4 separate regions of the Mus musculus genome follow, and regions 1, 2 and 3 are each linked to region 4. Evidence: chromatin loops called from intact Hi-C (ENCODE). Cell type or tissue: gastrocnemius. All regions are shown on one strand. Each heading gives the region's core, and the rest is flanking DNA. Links, peaks and the distances in the headings are about the cores only.

Evidence for each region. Hi-C counts contacts between places; a loop is a spot of excess contacts. Peaks named below come from ENCODE experiments on the same cell type or tissue, not always from the same donor. Only the 100,000 strongest peaks of a DNase experiment are listed, where the experiment ranks them.
Region 1: it touches region 4 in a loop (11-fold over the local background); 25 of 42 quality-filtered maps call a loop at or near these places.
Region 2: a loop joins it to region 4, with 7 times the contacts of the local background. A loop is called at or near these places in 40 of 42 quality-filtered maps.
Region 3: it touches region 4 in a loop (3-fold over the local background); 37 of 42 quality-filtered maps call a loop at or near these places.

What each region holds. Positions count from the first base shown.
Region 1 is chr8:72,175,490-72,180,822 of GRCm38, reverse strand. Rab8a (RAB8A, member RAS oncogene family) reads right to left here. Exons shown (of 8, transcript NM_023126.2): 5 at 4,894-4,983; 6 at 4,435-4,500; 7 at 3,153-3,203; 8 at 1-778. The coding sequence ends at 686. Among named protein-coding and RNA genes, the nearest start is that of Hsh2d, 12 kb to the left of the region's middle. In gastrocnemius, for the core only: a CTCF peak has its summit at 3,246 (motif pointing left); DNase peaks (open chromatin) are centred at 3,252 and 4,685.
Region 2 is chr8:72,254,846-72,260,178 of GRCm38, reverse strand. Ap1m1 (adaptor-related protein complex AP-1, mu subunit 1) reads right to left here. Exons shown (of 12, transcript NM_007456.5): 10 at 4,357-4,482; 11 at 3,997-4,072; 12 at 2,793-3,444. The coding sequence ends at 3,422. Among named protein-coding and RNA genes, the nearest start is that of Gm51536, 16 kb to the right of the region's middle. In gastrocnemius, for the core only: a CTCF peak has its summit at 2,567 (motif pointing right); a DNase peak (open chromatin) is centred at 2,584.
Region 3 is chr8:72,270,356-72,275,688 of GRCm38, reverse strand. No RefSeq gene overlaps it. Among named protein-coding and RNA genes, the nearest start is that of Gm51537, 8.9 kb to the left of the region's middle. In gastrocnemius, for the core only: a CTCF peak has its summit at 3,136; a DNase peak (open chromatin) is centred at 3,117; H3K27ac peaks cover 2,680 bases.
Region 4 is chr8:72,363,045-72,368,377 of GRCm38, reverse strand. It overlaps Eps15l1 (epidermal growth factor receptor pathway substrate 15-like 1), which reads left to right. Exons shown (of 24, transcript NM_007944.3): 21 at 392-474. Among named protein-coding and RNA genes, the nearest start is that of Klf2, 47 kb to the right of the region's middle. In gastrocnemius, for the core only: no CTCF peak of the experiment used is centred there; DNase peaks (open chromatin) are centred at 2,367 and 2,914; H3K4me3 peaks cover 535 bases; H3K27ac peaks cover 2,735 bases.

The DNA of each region.
Region 1 (5,333 bases), core at 181-5,180, 190 kb after region 4:
AAAAAATCATCTTAGATAGAAAATGAACATCCGATTAGAGCCAGCCAGAGAAGATTGGGGAGGCGGTTTTGGTGCCACTGAGGCAGGTGGCCCAATGACAGTGGGTCATGGGAGAATGGTGGTGACGTCACCTCAGTCTGAATCGCAGACTCCCATCCTGCTCTGGCCATGGAAGCGGTCCACTTCTTCCAAAATCCTCTAAGTGAGCTTTCCTTAGTTTGTGCTTCCCTTTGGTTTGACACGTAAGGAGACAGTGGACATGGCTGTCACTTGTCCACAACTGAGAACAGCTGAAGGCAGGTGCAGGCTTGTCCCTCAGTGGCCCCGGTGGTGGTGCTTGGAGTATGGGGGCCAGGCAGGCTGGGCACTACCGCTGGCTACCTTCTGTGCTGGAAGGACAGAAGGCTGGAAATGGAGGCTGCCGGGCCCCCACCCAACCTCTCTCCATCTGTGCCTATGAGGCAGGGGACGGATAGGCCTGACTGGCAGATGACATAGGAAAAACAGCAAAATTCTAACTCTCTCCATCTCTGAAGGTGGAAAAGATCAGACGGTTACTAAAAAATAATCAATTTCTCAATCGAGTCCGGGCAGCCGTGTCCAAACATCAGAGGTGGAGGCTGGCCCGGGGCAGGCACAGTCAGCTGGGCTGAGCACAGGCTCAGAATGGGCAGAGACCTTGTCCTCACAGGAGACTGCACCGGAAGAAGCTGGTCCTCTTCTGCTGCTCCACTGTGATCTTGACTCCATGGCTGCTCCCCTGCGGGCTGTTCCCTTCCTGAAGTCACAAGTTTGCCTTGTTACTTACTGTGGCTTGTCAGCTCTACCTACTACCCACAAACAGCTGTCAAATGGTCTGTCCATAACTGTCCAACTAATCACTCCACCATCCATTACCCTAGATCCAATCACCCACTAGCCATCCATCCATCTATTTGTCCCCCTGATGTTCAACCATTCCCTGCTAACTTACTGTCCATCTACTCATCGAATCTCTATCTTCTGAATCACTACCCACCCCCTATCCAATCCCCCACCTACCCATTATCACCCTTCCCACTCCCCTATGATCGATCACATCCACTCAAACTCTTGCAGTCATTCACCCTCAAAATCTGCCACTCTCTTCCAAAAGCATCCCACTGTCTCCTGACCGTTCATTCACCTTCCACGGCCCCCAGGCTGCTTTCATCTGCTTCTCACCATCCCCCAGGCCGTTACTCTTTCTTTTTTCCTCCCCACCAACACCCAGACACCTCCTTCCACACTCTTCTGTTTCTTGCTGCCACTGGGCAATGACCTGAGGACCCTGATGCTGGTCAAGTGCTCTATCATTAGCCACATCCTCCAGCGATACAATCATCTTGTTTTCTCCTCTGCTCCTCCTTCCTCCCTACCTTTTCCCCATCTACTCACCTATCTATGCTAAACACCCCTATCGTCTATCATGGAGGCATAGAGTTTTCTGCCTCTTGTGCTCCAGTGGTGCAGAGGTCCACCTGTTGCTAGCAACACAGGAGCTAAACGCTAGTCCTTTTCTTACAAAGAAGGTTTTTAAAAATTAGATTTACGGGCTGGTGAGATGGCTCAGTGGGTAAGAGCACCCGACTGCTCTTCCGAAGGTCCGGAGTTCAAATCCCAGCAACCACATGGTGGCTCACAACCATCCGTAATGAGATCTGACTCCCTCTTCTGGAGTGTCTGAAGACAGCTACAGTGTACCTACATATAATAATAAATAAATAAATCTTTAAAAAAAAATTAGATTTACTTATTTTTGTGCGTGTGTGTGAGCTCGTTTCTTCCAGTATAGGTCTGCTATCAAACGAAGCTCTGAGTTGTGTGCTGTACTGCCTGCCTGGTACATAGGTTGTACAGGGAATGCTGCCGTTTAGATGTAAGCATGAAGAGATGCCACGAGTCCACCTTGTGCCTCACTGGTGGCTCAGAGCCCAGTTGAACGTGTGGGGCAGGCTGTATTTCACGCATTCTGTTGGGTGATCACACTTCAAAGAGCCTCAGGAGCCGGGCGGTGGTGGCACACGCCTTTAATCCCAGCACTTGGGAGGCAGTGACAGGTGGATTTCTGAGTTCGAGGCCAGCCTAGTTTACAAAGTGAGTTCCAGGACAGCCAGGGCTATACAGAGAAACCCTGTCTCAAAGGAAAAAAAAAAAGAGCCTCAGGACTAACCATTGTTCTCTGATCTCTAGTAACACAGGTAGGTCTGGGGAGGGTAAGAGCTTAGGGGACAGGGTCACATTGTATTCCTAGTGTCCCCAGGCTTCAGTGACATGTTAAGCTCAGTCAGGAAAGCTTTGCCTTCTTTTCTCAGCAATGGCCTGCTAGGCTTGAAAGGGTCGCAGTGATGGCTCAGTCTGAGGTTGACCCCCAGCAGACATCAGCCAGGTGTGGAGGCTGGATAGCTCACAAGTTGGAGCACCAGTGGCTTTTGCAGAGGACCTGGGCTTGATTTCCAGCACCCATGAGGTACAGCTTACAACTATCTGTGACTTCAGCTACAGGGATCCCATGCCTCTGAGGTACCAGCATACATGTGTCCTCCCTGCCCCAAAAGGGAGACTCTAAATAAAAACAAATAAACAAACAAACAAACAGATAAATAAATAAATAAGCGTTGAAGAGCTGTTTAGAGCACTGGCTGCTTTTCCAGAGGACCTGGGTTCAATTCCCAGAATGACATGGTAGTTCCTATCTGTACCTCTGTTCCTATCAGTCTCTCTGGCCTCTGAGTGCACTAATCATGCATTTGGTGCAGACATTCATGCAGGCAAAACATTCATACTATGAAAAAGCCAATAAGATAATACTGTAAAAAAACTGAACAAAGACCAAGCCAGGGTGGTGGTACTTATAATCCCAGTGTCAGGGTAGGAGAGACAGAAGGGCCCGAGGTTCACTGTCCAATCAGAGATCTTGTCTCAAAAGCTAAGGTGGGAACTGAATGAAGAGCACACTGACACTGACTTCTGGCTGCCATTTGCGCATGTACACACATGCAGACTGACACACACACACACACACACACACACACACTCTCACTAGGATGGCAGGTCTGGGCAGTGATGTGCTGTCCCAGTCAAGGGTGGCTGCATCCTACAGAACCCCACATGGAGGAAGGACTTGGACTCACCAATTTTTTGTCCATTTTTGCTTTGATATCCCTGGCAAGAGTGAAAAATGCCTGTGGAAAGAACAGGCCGTCAGCACCCTCTAGTGGTGGGAAGTTATTGGCTAGAGGGAAGGGAGGTCTGCCTCCTGTCCCCAGTCAGGCTCCCATCTGTCACCCCCTGTAGAGCACCTTGGAACAAAGGCCTTCCCCCAAACCAACAATCCTGTGAATGCGAGCAGGCATTATTCTCAGTTGGCCCTTGATGACATGAGGCTCATAGACCATGTGATTTGCCCAAAGGTATTGCGTGGTTAACTGGTTCAGAAGGGTCTGGAAGGATTATCTATCCATGGCTATGTTCTGTCCATGCCAATTCCTTTTTTTAATTTTAATTTTAGAGAGTCTAGGTTAGCCTTAGACATCTGTAGCTGAACATGACCTTAAATCTCCTGTTTCTTCTGCCTCCACCTCCAAAGTACTGGGACAACAGGCATCACTATCAAGCCTGGTTCCTCCTCTCTTTAAAGAACAGCTACAAATTCCAGTTTGCAAATGACTGCTGTCCCATGGAGGGGACAATCTGAGGTAGGTTGGATTTAGCATCTCCATGCAGTGTTGGAGACCTGGAAAGTGGGGCCAGGGGAGAGTGCATGGAGATGGGCTGGCCTGGACAGGGGAACAAGAATCTGATGGCAGGAAAGGAGTGTAGCAAAGGCTGGGGAGGGCAGGCCCAAGTGGCTTATGGGAGGAGTAGGAGTGAAGGGAATTGAACAGGACAAAGGCCTTGGCCACCGTCCTCTGGGTACTTTGTGGAGTGATGTGAGCGATTTAGCCCCCGCCCCCAGTCTTGATGTGTAGCCCAGGCTGGTCTCAGCAATCCTGCCTCAGCCTCCTGAGTGCTGAGATTACAGGTAGCTCTGCAGGTCTGTTTTTGAGTGTCACTAGGGCTGTGTGAGAAAAGCTGAGGGCCAGGTGCCAGGCTGGCACTGCCTTGGGGACAACATAAGGATGAGGGCACAGCACTGGGACCTGGATCCTCACTGGGGATGTGAATTAATAGTGTGGCTGAGAGGAACACAGCTGGGTGTAGGTAGTGGGTACTAGGTACTGGAATCTGAGCTTTGATTTCCCTCATTTGCTGAGCTAGTGAGACTGTGTCTTGAGTGCCTGACAGAGGGCATCCTGAGCCAGAGGCCAATCCCTCTGGATACTCCAGGCTGAATCTCCCAAAGGAAAGCCCCTCCAGCCCTGGAGCACTGATCCCACAAGCCCATGGCTCCCTGCAGGATCTGACTGGACTCACATTCTCCACATTGATGTTGGCCTTTGCACTGGTCTCCATGAACTTGATCCCATAGTCGAGTGCCAGCTGTAATGAAGGCGACACATGAACACAGTGTGGACTCCCATTGTTTCCTAAGGAATGGAAACTGGGATGGGCTGCTACCATACTCAAGCTAAGGGTGTTACCTTCACTGTGTGATGGTACTGCACACCACGTGGGGAGGGTGCAGAGGAGAGGAATGTGGCATAGCCTAAGCCAGCTCTGTTCCCTGCTGTGATGCCAGCTGTGCCTGGCCTTGCTTGGTTCTGGTGACAAGATAAGAGTTCACTGCCAAGCTCTCATTGCTAGCCACGAGGAAGCTCTGTCTTGCCTAGGGTTATCACCTCACAAGGATCTCTCTATCTCAGGCAAGTCAGGATGGCAAAAAGACTAGGAAGAAGCACCCAAGCTGAAAACGATCACGAGGGCAACACCTACCTTTTCTCCCCGTTCCTTGGACACCTGTCTCTTGTCATTCACATCACACTTATTCCCCAGTATCATCTTCTCCACGTCTGCAGAGGCATGCTGAGAAGAGGGCAGATCAGGGTCAACGTGGAGGGCAGGGTGTGGACTGCTTGGTGGCTGGCAGCTCATGTCCCTAGTGGTTGAACACTTCTTGACTGTGCAAATGGCTTGCACAGATCATGGTCACTAGGCTCCAGAGGCATGACTCCCAGAGCAGATGCTCAGAGACCTTATCCACGCCCTCTAGAGCAGTTCCATGTTAGCTTGTGAGCCATCCCATGCACACACCATGCTACATCTGGGTTCCATGATCTGGGTTCTAGGAATTGAACTGAGTATATCAGGCTTGCTGGCAAGTGCCTTTATCCACTGAACAACTTGCCAGCTTAAGTCCCAATGCCGGCTTGGAT
Region 2 (5,333 bases), core at 215-5,214, 110 kb after region 4:
GTTCTAGAGCCTGTCATGTTTTCTGGCATTTTCTCATGTCATCTCAGGGCAGGGGGGAAAATGAGGCAAACTTCCTCCACTGGGAACTTTTTTTCTTTGCAGTGTGGGGACAGAGTCCAGAGTCCAGAGCCAGATGTCATGTGTGTGTGTGTGCAAGAGAGACGGGGTCGGGGGTTGAGACATGGTTTCTCTGTGTAGCCCTGGCTGTTCTGGAATTCACTTTACAGACCAAGCTAGCTGATCTTGAACTCACAGAGATCCACATGTCTCTGTCTCCTGAATGCTGGGATTAAAGGTGTGCACTGCTGAAGTGAAAACTTAAGGGTTCTTCAGAAAGTCTGTTGTATTGGATGGTGTTTCGATAAGGTGGACTCGTGAAGGAACTTTTGGCTGAAGCAGACACAGGTGAAAGGATGTTCTGCTAAAGCAAGCAGTTAAAAGCACATATGATGAAGAATTCTTTGATAATTACAAGCATCTATTGGTCTGCCTTAAAATGTATAGCTGAGCTTCATTTGTTTGGACTCCACAGAGAGAAACGCACCAAAAAAAAAAATTCTGATGGTGGGGTTCATGCTGCTTCCATGGTCTGATTGGCCGAGTGATGTCAACTTCGACAAATGCATGTGCTGAGGCAAGACCCATGGAGGTCATGTGATGTTCGAAGGGAGTATAAACAGGACTCCACAGACAGTGATGGTGACTGGGCTTGCTGGTAGAGCGTCCTGAGAAATGCTTGTTGGTCTCTTGTCTTTGCTGAGCTTCACTTTGCTGAGAGAGGCACAGTGGAGAACTTCTCCTGGTGTCCCTCCTGGTCTCTCCTGGTGACTCACACAGAGGCCTGGCTGTCTCTGCTAGGTAGTGCCACCACTGCTCATTCATGTTTGCTATCCTGACTCTACTGAACTGGACTGCTGGTGTATTCATGAAGTGTTTGCAAGTGGATCAAGCTGCCGCTGTTAAGCTGTGAACTGAACTGCTGATTTCCAGACAACACAGACAGGAGTTGCTCTAAAGAACCATTTCTAAACAGGTCCACTTTCCCTGTATCCTCTTTTTACCTTTACCTCTGGTGGGCCGTGGGATAAAAGGGAGGTAAAGGTGTTTAAGAACCATCATTAATAATAGATCTTGAGGGGGCTGGAGAGATGGCTCAGCAGTTAAGAGCATTGACTGCTCTTCTGAAGGTCGTGAGTTCAAATCCCAGCAACCACATGGTGGCTCACAACCATCCGTAATGAGATTCTGGTTTGTCTGAAGACAGCCACAGTGTACTTAGATATAATAATAAGTAAATCTTTTAAAAATAGATATTGAAAAAATTAAAGTTACACATCACCACCCCCTGCAGATGCCAACTTTTAAAAAAAAGATTTATTTTTATGGGGTTGGGGAGCCAGCTCAGTAGTTAAGAGCATATTCTGTTCTCACAGTGGACCCGAGTTTGGTTCCCAGGACCCATTTTGGCTCACACCCCTGTAACTCTGGTTGCCTGGGCCATCCAACACCCTCTTCTGGCCTCTCTGGGCAAGCCACATACATATATACCTAGCACACTCACAATAAATACATAAATAATAAATCTTTACATCTCTGCTTTGTATATATAGATTTGTGCCAAGTACACACAATAACCTCAGAGGCCAGAAGAGGGCTCTGGGTTCCCTGGCCAGTTGTCTCCATATGGATGCTGGGAATAGAATCCTGGTCCTCTGCAAGAACAGCCAGTGCTCCTAACTGCTGAGCCATCTCTCCAGCCCGTGCACCCACTTCTTATTTTCTGAGACAGGATATTATGATCCTCTTGCCTCAACCTCTAAAGTGCTGGAGTTGCAGGCACAGGCTCCCATACCTGACTGAGTTCTTTTTTTGAATGTGTGTGCTAGCTCAAATGGGCTTTTGGCAGTTCTTTCCATGCAGCATGTGAGTACTAAGGACTGAAGTCAAGTTCCCAGACTCAGCATCAGGCTCTCTCACATGCTGTGCCACTTTGCTGGCCAGCGTTGGTTCTCATGCATTGGCTGGTGGCTTCCAGATCAGCATTCCTCTGACTTATGAGCCATCTATGCTTCCTGGTGTCTGTCCTGATGCCTGTGCTCAGCTTTGCTACCTGCTTCAGCACCTTTGTGCCCTCTGATGACCTGGGCTGCTCCTCTGCCTCTCAGCTGCTATTTCTTTTTGCTGGTGTTCAGGGTGGAACTTGGAGTCCTGTACATCTGCATCCCTAATGTATGCAGGGCAATGGTGGGTGGGTTTTGGGTGACTGGATTAAAATGAGCTGCACAGAGCCATAGCCTGCTGCAGACCTGTAGAGTGACAGGTGACAGGATGCAGTCTGGACTGGCAGTCCTGTGACCACTGGTGAGGCAGGACTGAGGGGCGCCTAGGGTGTTCTAGGCCCTGTGTTGGGAAGGTTGTACTTGGCTATGGAAGTGAGGTATGCATGACACACCCCACATAGGAAGTGTGGTGACAAGGAGAGGCAGGGAGCACAATGAGAGGGTCCTGAGGGTCAGAGCTCAGAAAGCCCATGCAGAAACTCAGGACTTCCAAGCCGATAGCTTTAGACCACCAGAGGGCAGCCACGATGCAAAGGCATGACAGGCAAGCTAGAGACCCTGAGAGGATACTCTATCTAGTGTCCCTTGGAAGGGCACTCCAGCTCCAGCTACCCAGGGAAGGGAAGTGTGGTCCTGTCACTGCTAGGCCTGCTTTGATGCAAGGGAAGTCAACGGGTCATACAGGGTCCCTATGTGGGGCCTGAACCAACAGCACACAGAGAGAAGACAGGCAGCAGATGTAACAAATGGATTTTAATATAACTGTCACACACACACATGGGTCCAGGACAACGAGGCCTTGTACAGTGAGGGTAGCCTGTGCCTGCCCAGGAATTTTAGGGCAAAGGCTGAGGCCATGTGCCCTTCTGAGAAAACACTGATGTGGTCAAGGGCTGGCAAGGGAGGCACAGCCGGCCCAGGCAGAGCAACTATCCGGCATACAGACCAGCATGGATAGGGGACAGCTGCCCTCATTAAGTGCAGCATGGCAGCTGCACAGGACACTTGAAGAAAGGTGACAGGACAGCCACAGATGACAATGACAATGACCAACATGCTCAGCAAAATGGCAACAGAAGGGAGGCTTCGGAGGTGGGCAGGGATGGCGTCTACAGGGTGGTGGGTGGCCAGTCATGAGGCACCAGGAGCACAGCTCCAGCTGGCTTGTCCCTGGGGGAGGCTGGCAGGCCCTTCCTTCCCACCCTGGATCAGAATGGGACCAGGGAAGGGGTTCTGTGTGAGTCCACTCAGGCTTGAGGAGAGGGTGGCTGCATGTCCAGGGCCACCCTCTAGCTTCAGTTTTGGTGAGTGTGGCAGGTGTGCCCTGAGGCTAGGTGGGCTGGGCTGGTGGCAGAGGCCTCTCACTGGGTCCGGAGCTGATAATCTAAAAACAGAACATTCACCTTCAGCTCCACACAGACACCCAGGGCACCCACCCTCAGCTCCATACAGACACCCAGGGCACCCACCCTCAGCTCCACACAGACACCCAGAGCACCCACCCTCAGCTCCACATGGTCACCCAGGGCACCCACCCTCAGCTCCACATGGTCACCCAGGGCACCCACCCTCAGCTCCACACAGACACCCAGGGCACCCACCCTCAGCTCCACACAGACACCCAGGGCACCCACCCTCAGCTCCACACAGACACCCAGGGCACCCACCCTCAGCTCCACACAGACACCCAGAGCACCCACCCTCAGCTCCACATGGTCACCCAGGGCACCCACCCTCAGCTCCACATGGTCACCCAGGGCACCCACCCTCAGCTCCACATGGTCACCCAGGGCACTCACCCTCAGATCCACACAGACACCCAGGGCACTCACCCTCAGCTCCACACAGACACCCAGAGCACCCACCCTCAGCTCCACATAGGAAGATACAGTCTAGAAAGACCTCTGTAGGTCCTGCCAGTCAGGCAGCCACTTACCTCCGTTCTGTGTGATATATCGTACCCAGGGCAGGGCCTGGTACCCACTCTTCTCAATGATTTTCAGGTAGCGCACCTGGACACAAGGACCTTGAGTGTGCTGCACCCCCACCAGCACCCCTCATCCAAAAGGCAAGGCCAAGGGGGCAGGCCTGACATTGTATGAGGGGCTGTCAGAGGCAGCCAAGACCCAGGCTTGGTAACCTTGAGCCTTTCAGGGGAATAATATGCTCCCCTCATCCACACAGTTTGAGGGGCTCCAAGGAAATAGGCCCTATGTCAGGATGGGGGTTTGGAGGTTCTGTTGTGACTTTGGGCTCAAGTGTGGGGTTCAGGCAGTCAGACCTAACACATTCATACCTGGATGCCAGAGGTAGTGAAATAGGGGATCTCAAACTTGACGCTGATGGGGGGCTTTCCCTCCTTGTCTTCAGCTTCCACACTGGGAAGGCCAAAGTGGGCCCGCATCAGGTACTCCTTGCCACCCTGGGGGCCGATGTAGGAGGTAGTTAGGTGGCTGCCCAGCCCACAACCAATGTGCTGTCTCTCAGGCTAGCTCATGGCTCCCAGGAGCCAAAGCAGGACAGACAGGGTGTGAAGTGGCTTTACCAGCTCCTAGGGAGACGGATAGGTGGCTGTGGAGCCAGACTGTCCAGACAGGTCCACAAGGAAAGCACGGGAGCACACTGGGGAGAGTGGTGGGTCCTCCTGCACAGCCCCAAGGGGACTGTGAACAGGGAGAGGGAGGACACTGAAGTGTGGGCAGGTGCAGGTTTCCAGGAGTCCAGCAATAACTTGGAGGTGGTGTGAGAGTGGGACCAGTCAGGTAGCTGAGACACTTGCCCTGCTCTGGCCAGGTAGCACATCAGGCCTGGGCTTGGCTGTCCCCTCTGTCTGGCACCCCAACTCTGTTATACCCACGACACGTGGCCTTTGGTTTCCTGAGCTCACACTTAGGGGCAGCAGGAGTGGCTGTGACTAGGACCATGCTTAGGAGCTGGGGTGCAGCAGGACAGAGCTTCCATAGCCTAACTCCCCTTTATCAGCTCCCATCCATAAAGGATGCCATGACATCTGCATGGGAGCTGGAGCAAACAGCCTTCTGACTCCTGGTGCCTAACAACAAAGTAAGGGGAAATGGAAAGAGAAGACCTGCTCACAGGAAACACAAGAGTAAGCAGGGCCTAGCAATCTCAGCATTCAGGGCAGGAGGAAGGTGGCAAGTTTAAGGCCAGCCTGGGATACAAGAGTTTGAGGTCACTCTGGGCTACAGAATGAGTTGCAGACCACTGACACTATCCAGGGAGACCCTGTTTCAAACAAAGTCACTACAAAAT
Region 3 (5,333 bases), core at 252-5,251, 93 kb after region 4:
TTCTCTTTACACTCAAAGGCTTGCTGAGCCTGAGTAGGTTTGGCTGGGCATGTACTTGGGGATCTGAACTTGAGCCTTCAGCTTGTGTGGTCAACGCTTTCCTGATTGACCTTCTCTGGACCTTTGGAACCAGCAGTTAACTTTCAGTTTAACAGTCTCTCTTGGAGTCAGGTTTGATTCCCTCAATGCCAGGGGTCAATCCAGGAACCTCTGCAGCTGCTACCTATGGAGATTTGAACCCTAAGGAGCTATTGTCCCTAAAATCCATACCCAGCGCTCTGATGTGGCAAACTTCATGCAAACATCACAGTTTTCTGTGCCCTTTGCTATGCCGGGGCCCCACCCACTATCCATGTTTTTATGATTTGGGTCTCTTTTCTCTCTCTCTCTCTCTCTGTCTCTCTCTCTCTCTCTCTCTCTCCCTCCCTCCCTCCCTTCTTTCCTTTCCTCTTCTTTTCTCTTTCTTTCTTTTTTAAGATTTATTTATTATGTATACAGCAATCTCCTGCATGAATGCCTGAAGATCAGAAGAGGACACCAGATCTCATGAAAGATGGTTATGAGCCACCATGTGGTTGCTGGGAATTGAACTCAGGACGCCTGGAAGAGCAGCCAGTGCTCTTAACCACTGAGCCATATCTCCAACCCTGGAAAACAATCTTTACACATTTTCACAAGGTCTCAGTCTGTAGCCCGCGCTAGTCTCAAACTTTAAACAATCCTTCTGCCTCAGCTTTCCTTGGATGGCACATGTGCCACCACTACCCAGTTGTTTTTGTTTTATTACTTTTTAACATTTACTTATTTATGTCTGTGTGTGCTTACTCATACACACACATGTGCATATGTCAGGGCATGCATGTGGAGGTCGGAAGACAACCCGTAGGAATCGGTTCTCTCCTTCTCCCATGTGTGTTACAGGAACTGAGTTCAACCCATCCTGGTTGCAGACAGCACCTTTCCCTGTGAGCTATCTCTCATCTTGGTTTGGTTTATTTTGCATCAGGATCTCATGCTGTAGCCCTGGCTGACATTGAACATCCTTCTCTCTTCAGAGAACATTCTACCTCTTGCTGCGTGTGATCTTCTCTTCCTCTGCCTTCTTGTTGGAAGACCTGAGGGACCTGGGCATGCACATGTCCTCTGAGCCTCAGTTTCCATGTCCATAAAAGCAGTCTTCCAATGTGCAGAGAGATACATCTTACCATTCCAGTACTAGGAAAACTGAGGCAAGAGAATCTTGAGTTCAAGGTTATCTTGGGCTACATAAAGAGCTTGAGGCCAGCTTCTAGTATATGGAAAAAGGTTCTGGGGGTACTACTTAAGGGTGGAGCCCTTGCCTAGAATCCCACCCCCCCCACACACACACAGTGAGGGGCTTGAGGGCCTGGCTCAGCTGTAGAACACTGGATTAGTATGTGCGATGTTCTGGGTTCCTTCTCCAACACAACAAAAATATAATGACTAAAATAGCAACCAGGTAAGAAGTTTTCTCTAGCAGAATTTGTCAGGGTCTCAGGAGCCCCGGGTACTGTCCCCTCACTTCCTTATGTACAGTTACCACCTGGTCCCCCGGTGCTCAGATCTGCCCCCCAGGCCACCATTTGCTGGAACCCAGCACAGAGGTGGCAGCATAGGGTCAGGCTCACAGGTGGTTGTCACTAGCTCACAGTGGCAAAGGGGAAATGGGGCTTTCGTGGTCTCTGGGTCCTCAATTTGCATAACTACTTTTACATAGAAACCTTTCCAAGCTGTGCTCAGCAACCCTGCAGTGGGCCGTGGGGCAGGGCCCAGGGACAGCCACTGGTGCTTCCCATTTTGGGGGAACGTTATCACCAATGTCTTCCTAGAAAGGTGACAGTGTGGTGACAGCTGGCACCCTAGGTCTCCTGGTGGCATCTCTGCCTTTCTCTGGCATCTGGGAAGGATGACACCTTTCTGAGGTTGGAGAGGACACTGACTCTGTGGAGGTGACAGTGACCACTGGAAGAGCCTTTCCTAAGTGGGCCCCCCTCATGTGCCCTGTGATATCTCAGGAACCCCTCTGGGAAATGTCATACTCCAGTCTACTTGTGCAGTGGAGGGAACTGAAGTTAGATGGAACAGCTGTCTAAGCAGATGTTGCCCTTCCCCCACCCTGGGTTGATGACAAATCCACTTCAGAAGGGGTGCAGGTCAGTAGCAGGGTGCAGGCCAGTAGTGGGGTGTGGGTCAGTAACAGGTTATCTCAGAGCTCTGAACGCCTGAACAGGGTCCCACCTTTGTTCTGGGTGGGAGGGACTGAAGGGAGCACAATGACTACTTACTTAATGTAGATGGCTTTGCTGTGTTGCATTGGGTGCTGGGGGGAGGGGGAGTATGAACATGTGGGTGTAGGTGCCTGTGGAGGACAGAAGAGGGTGCTAGAGCCCTGGAGCTACAGTTGTAGGTGGCTGTGAACCTCCATGTGGGAACTGAACCTGGGTCCTTCACAAGACCAAGTGCTCTTAACTACTGAGCCATCTCCCCTGCTCTTAACTACCCCTACCATCTCCCCTGCTCTGTTTCTAAGCTTCTAAGCTAAGACCTGTTCCTTCTATATAGCCTAGACTAGCTTCAAACCCGTGGCAATCCTCCTGCCCCAGCTCCCCAAGTCTTGATAATCCCCAAGTGTGAGCCACCATACTCAGCTGTTTGTTTGTTTGTTGTTTGAACTTCAGGCCAAGTTCAAGAATCAATCCCTCTGCCTCTGAGTGAGGTATGACAGGCTGAGTCACTATGCACAGCTCTTTTCCTTTTGAAATTTCTGGTTTTTGGTTTGGGGAAATTCTTTGTTTGTTTGTTTTGTTGTTGACAGAATCTCACTATGTAGCTCAGGCTAGTCTCAAACTTGCAGTGTTCCTCCTGCCTCTGTTTCTGAGTACTGAACCAACAGGCTCTGCCACTGTGCCCACCTCCCAGAGCTTCCTTGGTGCCGACTGAGCCCTTCTCCCCACCCCCCCCAGCCCTCTACTTCTCTGTGTTTCCTACTCAGAACAGCTTTCTCAGAAATGCCAGCCCTGCAGCTTGTGAAACATCCTCTCCACTGCCTGGCATCTCAGTGGAGCTTGCTGTGCAAACATGCAGGGGACTCGTGGCTCAGTGAGCGCCACCTATGGGGGGCTGAAGGGATGCTCTCCAGGCCCTTCCTACCTGCTGTTCCCCTAGCATGGGAGTCCACTGTGAGTGTCACTTGGACACAGTGGTTCTATGCTCCCTCTAGACACCAAGGGGAGGAGAAGACAAGGCTATGAGTGGGCAGCCAGGGGCCCCTCTATCTGTAACCCTGCAGTCTGGCTTTGTTGAGCCTCAGTTTCCCCTTTGGGAAATGGGATGATGCTCTGTACTTGGTTATGGATGTCTCAGTTCCTGGTACTGGAAGGCCTTGAATATACCCTCTTTATCCTGGTATGATGGTGCACACCTTCCATCCCCATCCTGGCAGACAGGCGGGTGGCTCTCTGTGAGTTCCAGGCCGGCTTGGTCTCTATATACTCGATAGTGGTCTTTCTCAGACTCCTGCTGCCATTTGTCTGCTCCATCCCACCTCCCAACCCCCACCCCTTTTAAAAATTGACAGGGAAAAGATACTGCCTGCTGTGACCAGCCTTTGGGAAGGTGAGGCAGGAAGATTACAAGATCCATCAATCTGAGCTACAGAGCTTTGGGCATCCCTGACTCACGAAGGTATGATGTGTATGTGGCTGTAGCTCTGAATACACGAACCAGGCCCAGGTCCCACCCCAGTGCACATCAGCTGGGTGTGGCACACATGTCTGATCTCAGCATAGGGAGGGAGGAAAGATGATCTGGAGTCAAGGTCAGGGCTGGTCAGTTTGGTAAAAGATCTTGCTGCCAAGCTCAATGATTTGTTCAACCCTTAGAACCCAGATGGTAGGAGAGAACCAATTCCTTCCTACAAGTAGTCCTCTAACCCCCAAACACGTCCATTGACAACTAAGAAATAAACATAATTTTAAAATCAAACAAAATTAAACAAAGGTCTAGAGAGATGCATCGGTAGATAAGCTCACTGCCTGTGCCTGCAGAGAACCTGAGCTGGGACCCTGGAACTCACGTGGCCCAGTCACAACCCTTAGTCCAGTTCCAGGTCCACAGGCCTTCATAGCCACCTGCATACACGGGCACACAGATAACTAAAATACATTGTTACACTAATTAGTTGCTAGCTAAATTAAAAAAGAGGGGAGGAGGGCTGAGAACGGGAAGGGAGGGGGAGAGGCGAGGAGGGGTGAGGAGGGGCAGGGTGGGGCGGCAATTGGAAGCTGAGACCCGGAGGTAATCTGTAGATGTCTGATAAGGCTGGAGTTGTAGATGGGGACTGGAAGGGCAGCCAGGCACGTGGGGTGTACTGAGGCAGGGTCTCTCTAAGTACTGCCCGGGGTGGGGGGAAGGCCCTGAAGGCATTAGCACATTTAACCAGAGGGCTGCCCAGGTCCAAGTCTCCTGTAGTGGCTGCAACTTTCACCAGCCCAATTTTCAAAGTTGTGTACCTGGGCCCCTGGGAGGTAAGGAGCCTCCCGACATGGAAGCCAGCCCTGAGGAGGGAGCTCGGACCTGCAGGTCTTTGACTTCTATTCCTCACCAGTACTTACAGATATTGAGGGACACGTGGCCACACTGAGGCCTGGCACAGGCTAGTAACCCACCAAGAGTCTTTGGCCCAGAGTGACTTTTCAGGCACAGGGGCTGGGAGCTGCCCTCTGGGTGGGGTCTGGCCGAGTTATATCTGGCACAGCCGTTCCCTTTGGGTGGCTGCAGCTGCCCAGGCGGGGGCCACAGTGCCTGCTTCACCACCCGTCCCGGCAGGTGCCAGTGGCCGCTTTACATAGCCACGCTTGGCGTCCTTCGCTTGCCTCTGCCTGGCTCTGAGCAGGGGCCACGCGGACTGGAGAGATTGGGCCTTGGTCTCACTTCTACTTTTCACTTTTACTAGCCTGAGGAGAAAAGCGCTTGTCAAAGGGACCTGGTAGTTTGGGTATGTGCTCCACCTGGATGCCATAGGGAAGGTACAACTGCTTCTAGTTGGCCAGCCATATAACAGACTAGGCTGTGGTGGCCAGGGCCTCTGGGCTGCTGTGTGGCCCCAGGCTAGTGTCTTTCCTACTCTGGGCCTCCATTTGTAAGTCTGGAAAATGAAAGTAATTACAGCAGTATCTTTATAATCCGTCACTTCACTCCAGTTTGTATTGGGAGGCCTTAGAGGAACCAACCAAACAACCGGCCTCCCAAAGGGCAGTGGTGATGCACACCTTTAATCCCAGCATGAGGGAGTCAGAGACTGGGGGAATCTC
Region 4 (5,333 bases), core at 114-5,113:
GCATGGTAGTACACACCTTTAATAATCCTACTACTCGGGAGTCAGAGGCAGGGGCATCTCTGAGTCCCAGACAAGCCTGGACTACAGAGTGCGGCCTTATTTGAAAAGGGGAAGTGGGGGAATCTTTGCCGGCTGATGAACCACACACACACACAAGTGGCCATCCTCAGTGTCTCATTCTCTCCATCTTCCCTGCTTCTCCTATACTGGTAGGATGCCAGCTTCAGGCAGAAACTGATCCATCCTTTACCCACTGTGATCCACTGACCTCATAGGAGCCATCTTCCCAGAAACATTCACAGCCCTGAGTCTCTTGCTTCCTAGGATTGCCCTAGACTTTTGGGCACATCTGCTCAGACCATAACCCCAACTGTGTTGGTGCCACTCACAGATCCCTTTGGAACCCTAGACCCCTTTGGAAGCAGCTCCTTCAGCAGTGCCGAGGGCTTCGCTGACTTCAGTCAGATGTCCAAGGTAAGGCCTCTTACGAAGGCCTAGCCATGGCCTGAGTTCCACATGCTGCTTGTGTGGGCAAGCAGACATGAGTGCTGTCCTCTGTGTGTGTGTGTGTGTGTGTGTGTGTGTGTGTGTGTGTGTGTGTGTGTGTGTGTGTGTGTGTGTGTGTGTGTGTGTGTGCGTGCACATGCGCGCTCACACGTGCACCTGCATTTGTCATACTCTTGAGCACAACTGTACACAGCAGTGAGAGGACAGGTCCCCTCAAAGCTGCTGTATCCATGTCTCCCGGGTGCCATCAGCCATTGCCCATCTCGCTCTCATTAGCATCACAGAAGGATCAGCTTTGAGGGCATGAAGTTGGCACCTCTGTGTCCAAGCATACTTTTCTGTCTGCCAAGGCCCTAGGAAAGGAAGAGATAGACATGTTGGTCCCAGGAGGCCAGAATAACAGGCCTCAGGCTTGAGGTATCTGAATAAAGTTGACTACACAAATGCCTGAAGCCTCCATGAACTAAATTCTTGACGTTATTGAATGGTGAGCTCAAAACGAGTGTGAATAAATATGTACATGAAGACAGCCTGCATTGCTCAAGGACAAAAGCCGTAGCCCTGTCTTGAGCTGGAGTGTCTGAAAGGCTTCCTTGTCTGCTCTGGCTCTGGAATACACTATGGCTGGCTTCACTCATTAAAAGGGACATGGTTAGAGAGCCACACCGCAGGTAGCACCCCAGATGAACTGATGGGGTGCAGGTCTTCCTCTAGTACTAGAGAGGCTCAGGTGGTGGGAGGACTACTGTGACTTGGAGGCCAACCTGGGCTCCACAGGGAGACAGACATGGCAGAGAAGAAAGCAGTAAGGTTCATCCTTATCAGGACCTTGCTGACCTGGCCTTGCTTGGTGAGAGGGATTAAGTCACAGATCCTGGCCCAGCACACCAGGTGCATTGTTTCAGTTGGTTTGATATATGTTGGTGTCATCTTTGGCAATGAATAAAAAGGTCAAGCCAGCCTGTGACAGCAAAGTATTTAAGGACAGTAGTGTCACAGGTGTGCTGTCTCAGCCCCTGCACTTGCCTGACTCAGCACCTTGTCTACTCTGCTCCCCTCCTGGCAAGGATCTGTCCTTAGAGCAGTGTTCTGTGCCTTGCAAATGCTCCTCATGGGCATGGTTTCCCCAGCAGAGTCCATCCTTCTACTCCTGGGGTCATGTGGTTGGTGGTGCGGGAGTCATAGGGCAGCAATCCTGTCCCATTAGTTCTGTCCACCTGAAGGAGGCAGTGGGAGGGAATTCTGAGGGTGCAGACATCCCTTGGTATCCATAAAGATAGGTTGCGTGATGTCCCAGGGGATATCAAAATCCTCACTGGCATCCCTCCTGTGACATGACTCAGTTCATTGTGAATATGACAGACTGTACCTCTGGGTGGCTTCAGTTGTCTTGCAGGATGTGAGTGCTGCATGCATTGTCTCCATTGTAGTCAGACTGAAAGAAACTGCCTGCGTGCACTCAGTACAGATGCAGTGTTTTTCTCTCCTCAGTGTGAGGTTGCTTGAAGGAATTCAGGTGTGGAACCCCAAGAGATGGAGACAAAGCACAAGTGGCAGCCAGCACCCAATCCTGGGGTCCCTGCCCTCACCAAGCATGCCCTCTTTACTGGTGTCTCAGTTGCTCAGTAATTCTCAGGTGCCAAAGGCTGGCAACAGGAGCAACACTTGTGCTGCAGTGAAAACCTACACAGTGACAAACATATACAGAGGCATGGGGAGGCATGGCTTCTAGCAAGAGACCTGCATTTGACACACTTAGGAGCCCTGTGCATGCAGATCCAGGAACAGCCATTGCTGTACCCTAAGCAGCACCTGGCATTGGAGAGGCAGAGGCAGCCGGTGGCCACAGGACCTGTCGGCCACATGGGGGCAGCAGCCTACAAGGGCTGGTGACCAAGATTGTCTCAAGCTGTCTTCAGTGGGCTCCTTTCTGCTCTCTAAGCTTAGAACCCGTCTCTGCTCATTGTCAGCCCCAGCAAAGGCCTCACCAAGTGTACAAGGTGTCTGAAGTTATGGGTTCTGATGGAAAAGGAGTTTTCTCCATTGTACTGTGGCCACTGGCTGGTTGGTTATATGCATGCAAGCTGCCCTACTTAGGCCTAAGAGTCAGAAAAAGAACCAGAATACCAAAGACATAGGAGGGGAACTACTTAGGAAGAAAGGGTTCCTTGGGAGTTGGAGGGAATGTCAGCTTTGGGAATGCATCACACATATGTAAAAGTGTTAGTAAGCTCCAAGTGTTCCGTGAGTGGCCATGCACATTGCTGTGGGCCGGGGCCTGGGCTGTTCTACACCTGATGTGCTGAGAGTCGAGACTGGAGAATGTACTAGTTGCCAACCCCTACTTAATCCTTCCATGGATCTCTGCTCCAGTTGCATAGGCCCCCTTCTCCAAAGGAATGCAAGCCTGTGCTACTATGTGCCCTCTCACTCTCAGCCCCCTGGCAAGGATAGGAAAACCAGGCCCACTTTCTGTTCTTGGCTCTAGGCCAGGACAAAGTGGGTAGGGCTGTGGAAGAACTTGTCCCATACAATATATGCACCATCCTGGGGCTTCTTGACTTCATGACACTTGTAAGGATTGTGCCTGCCCTGCCCCACCCACTACTGATTTTCCTCTCTGGTTACCTTGCTAGTTTTCAAGAACAACACCTGGTATAAATAAATTTGAAGGGAAATGAAAGTAGAGTGCAAGGGCTTTTTTTTTCCTCTTAGCTTTCTTTTTTTTCTTTTTTTAACCATCACCACCAGCCCTTCCGCACCTGAGCAGGGTGGGGCAGCATATGTGCTGTTCCTCAGTCCTCGAATTAGAGTGTCCTAGCTCTGTACATCTGTGCTGAGGAAGGTGACAACAGGCATCTTACCAGCGGTAGAGTCTGTCTTAGGGTAACCATTGCTTCGATGAAACTCTATGAGCAAAGCAACCCGGAGAGGAAAGGGTCTATCTGGCTTACACTTCCACATCACTTTCATCACTGAGGAAAGTCAAGGCAGGAACCTGATGCAGATGCCATGGAAGATGCTGCCTACTGCCTTGTTCCCAACGGCTTGCTTGCTCACCAGCTCAGGGATGGCACCACCCACAATGGACTGGGCTTTTCCCCATCATTCACTAATTGAGAAAATTCCTTCATGGACTCATCAGCTGAGGCTTCCTCCGCGCTGATGATGACTTGAACTTGTGTCATCTTGACATAAAGTTAGCCAGCACAGGTTCCCAGCTGAATATTCTTGGCACTTGCTGAGCATCAGTGACATTTGTTTGCTTTAAAAATGAGTTTCCCAGCAGCAGGTTCCAGCAGCAGGTTCAGTCAGCAGCATGAGCCTGCAGAGCATGATCAGGGCCCTGGGTTCATCCCAGCACTGCAGCCAGAAAGGAGATCAAAGTAAGTGAGTTTCCTAAAGTGTGTTCATAGAGCACTTGAGAACATAAATCTAACTTCTTACCCTCCCCCCACCTGCACCAGACAAAAGGCCACCTGTGCAATAGTAGGTGGGTGCAGCCTATCTTCAGTGACTTCGGCCATAGTGTGTTTTGTTGTTGTTGTTTTTCTTTTTCTTTTTAAAAAATGTTTGCGCTGGTGCTGGTAGAACACAGAGGCTCCACCCCAAGTCCTTTTTGGCTGTTCCTCACTCTGCTCCTGAGAAGATGAACAACCTACTTTGACAGGATTTGAGGCAGTTGTAGCGGTTATTAGCTCATTCCTGCTCCTGAGTCCTTGCTGTTAGTGGAAGCATACCTTGTTCTTCCCCAGCTCCCGTGCCTGTGGGAACACTTTTACAAACATCCAGCGCTCGAGTAGGAAAGAGCCAAATTCCAATGCCCAAGAAGCCTAAGATTGTCCAAACAGGCTAAAAGGGGGCCTAGAAGCACAGACCTTTAATCTCAGCACTTGGAAGGCAGGCTAGCCTGGTCTACATAATGAATTTAGACCATCTAAGGATACACAGTGAGACATTTCCAAAAAAAGAAAGAAAGAAAATAATAAAATAAAATAAGAGTGGAAACTTGCCTGGGCATTATGGCACTGGACTGAACAGAGCCCTATGAAGGGAGCCAGGCTAACACAGCTAAGCCTGTCCCCTTCGAGGTATCAGTTTGGTGGACTTCAACTCCTTGGGGAGATGACACGTCTGTCTTGCCTGGGACATTGCAGCCACCTGGAGAGTCACGCAGCACTGGGTCCTGTGTGGATTAGAAAGTAGAGCTGCTCCGGCTCCTCCTCCTTCCTGTGACTCAGGGTTTCCTGAGTCCGGAGACCTGTCCCAGGACATAACTTATACCCAGGAAGCACCCCAAGACCAGGAAACGTCATCTGTACTGCACCTTCTCTTCAGGCTTCTGGATTTCACACCCAGACTCAGGACTCAGTGCACACGGGCTTGAGCTCTCATTTGCCTTCAGCTAACAAGTGCCTTTTCATTTTCTTTATTAAGTTGCATTTCTTTTGGGGCAGGGTGTCATGGCACCCATGTGCCAAGCTTGAGTCAATATTTTTTTTCCACTATGTGAACCCAGGGATCAAATTCAGGTCGCTAGGCCTGCTTGCAAGTATATTAAGCCATCTTTCCAGCGTCTCTCATGCTGTGTCTTGTCTGGAGGCTAGAGTAACATGCATTTGAAGGCAGCCTCAGATTTATGGCAAGACCCTATCTCAAAAAAAAAAACAACAACAACAACAAAAACAGCCACTAACCTGTAGATGACCCTTGTCCTACCTCCTTCCAGTCCCCAAGGCAGGAGGAGCTGAGGGTCTGTAGACACAGGCTTCAGAAAGAGGTGAGATCCTGCCCACGTGCCTCACGATACACAAGTGTCCTCTTAG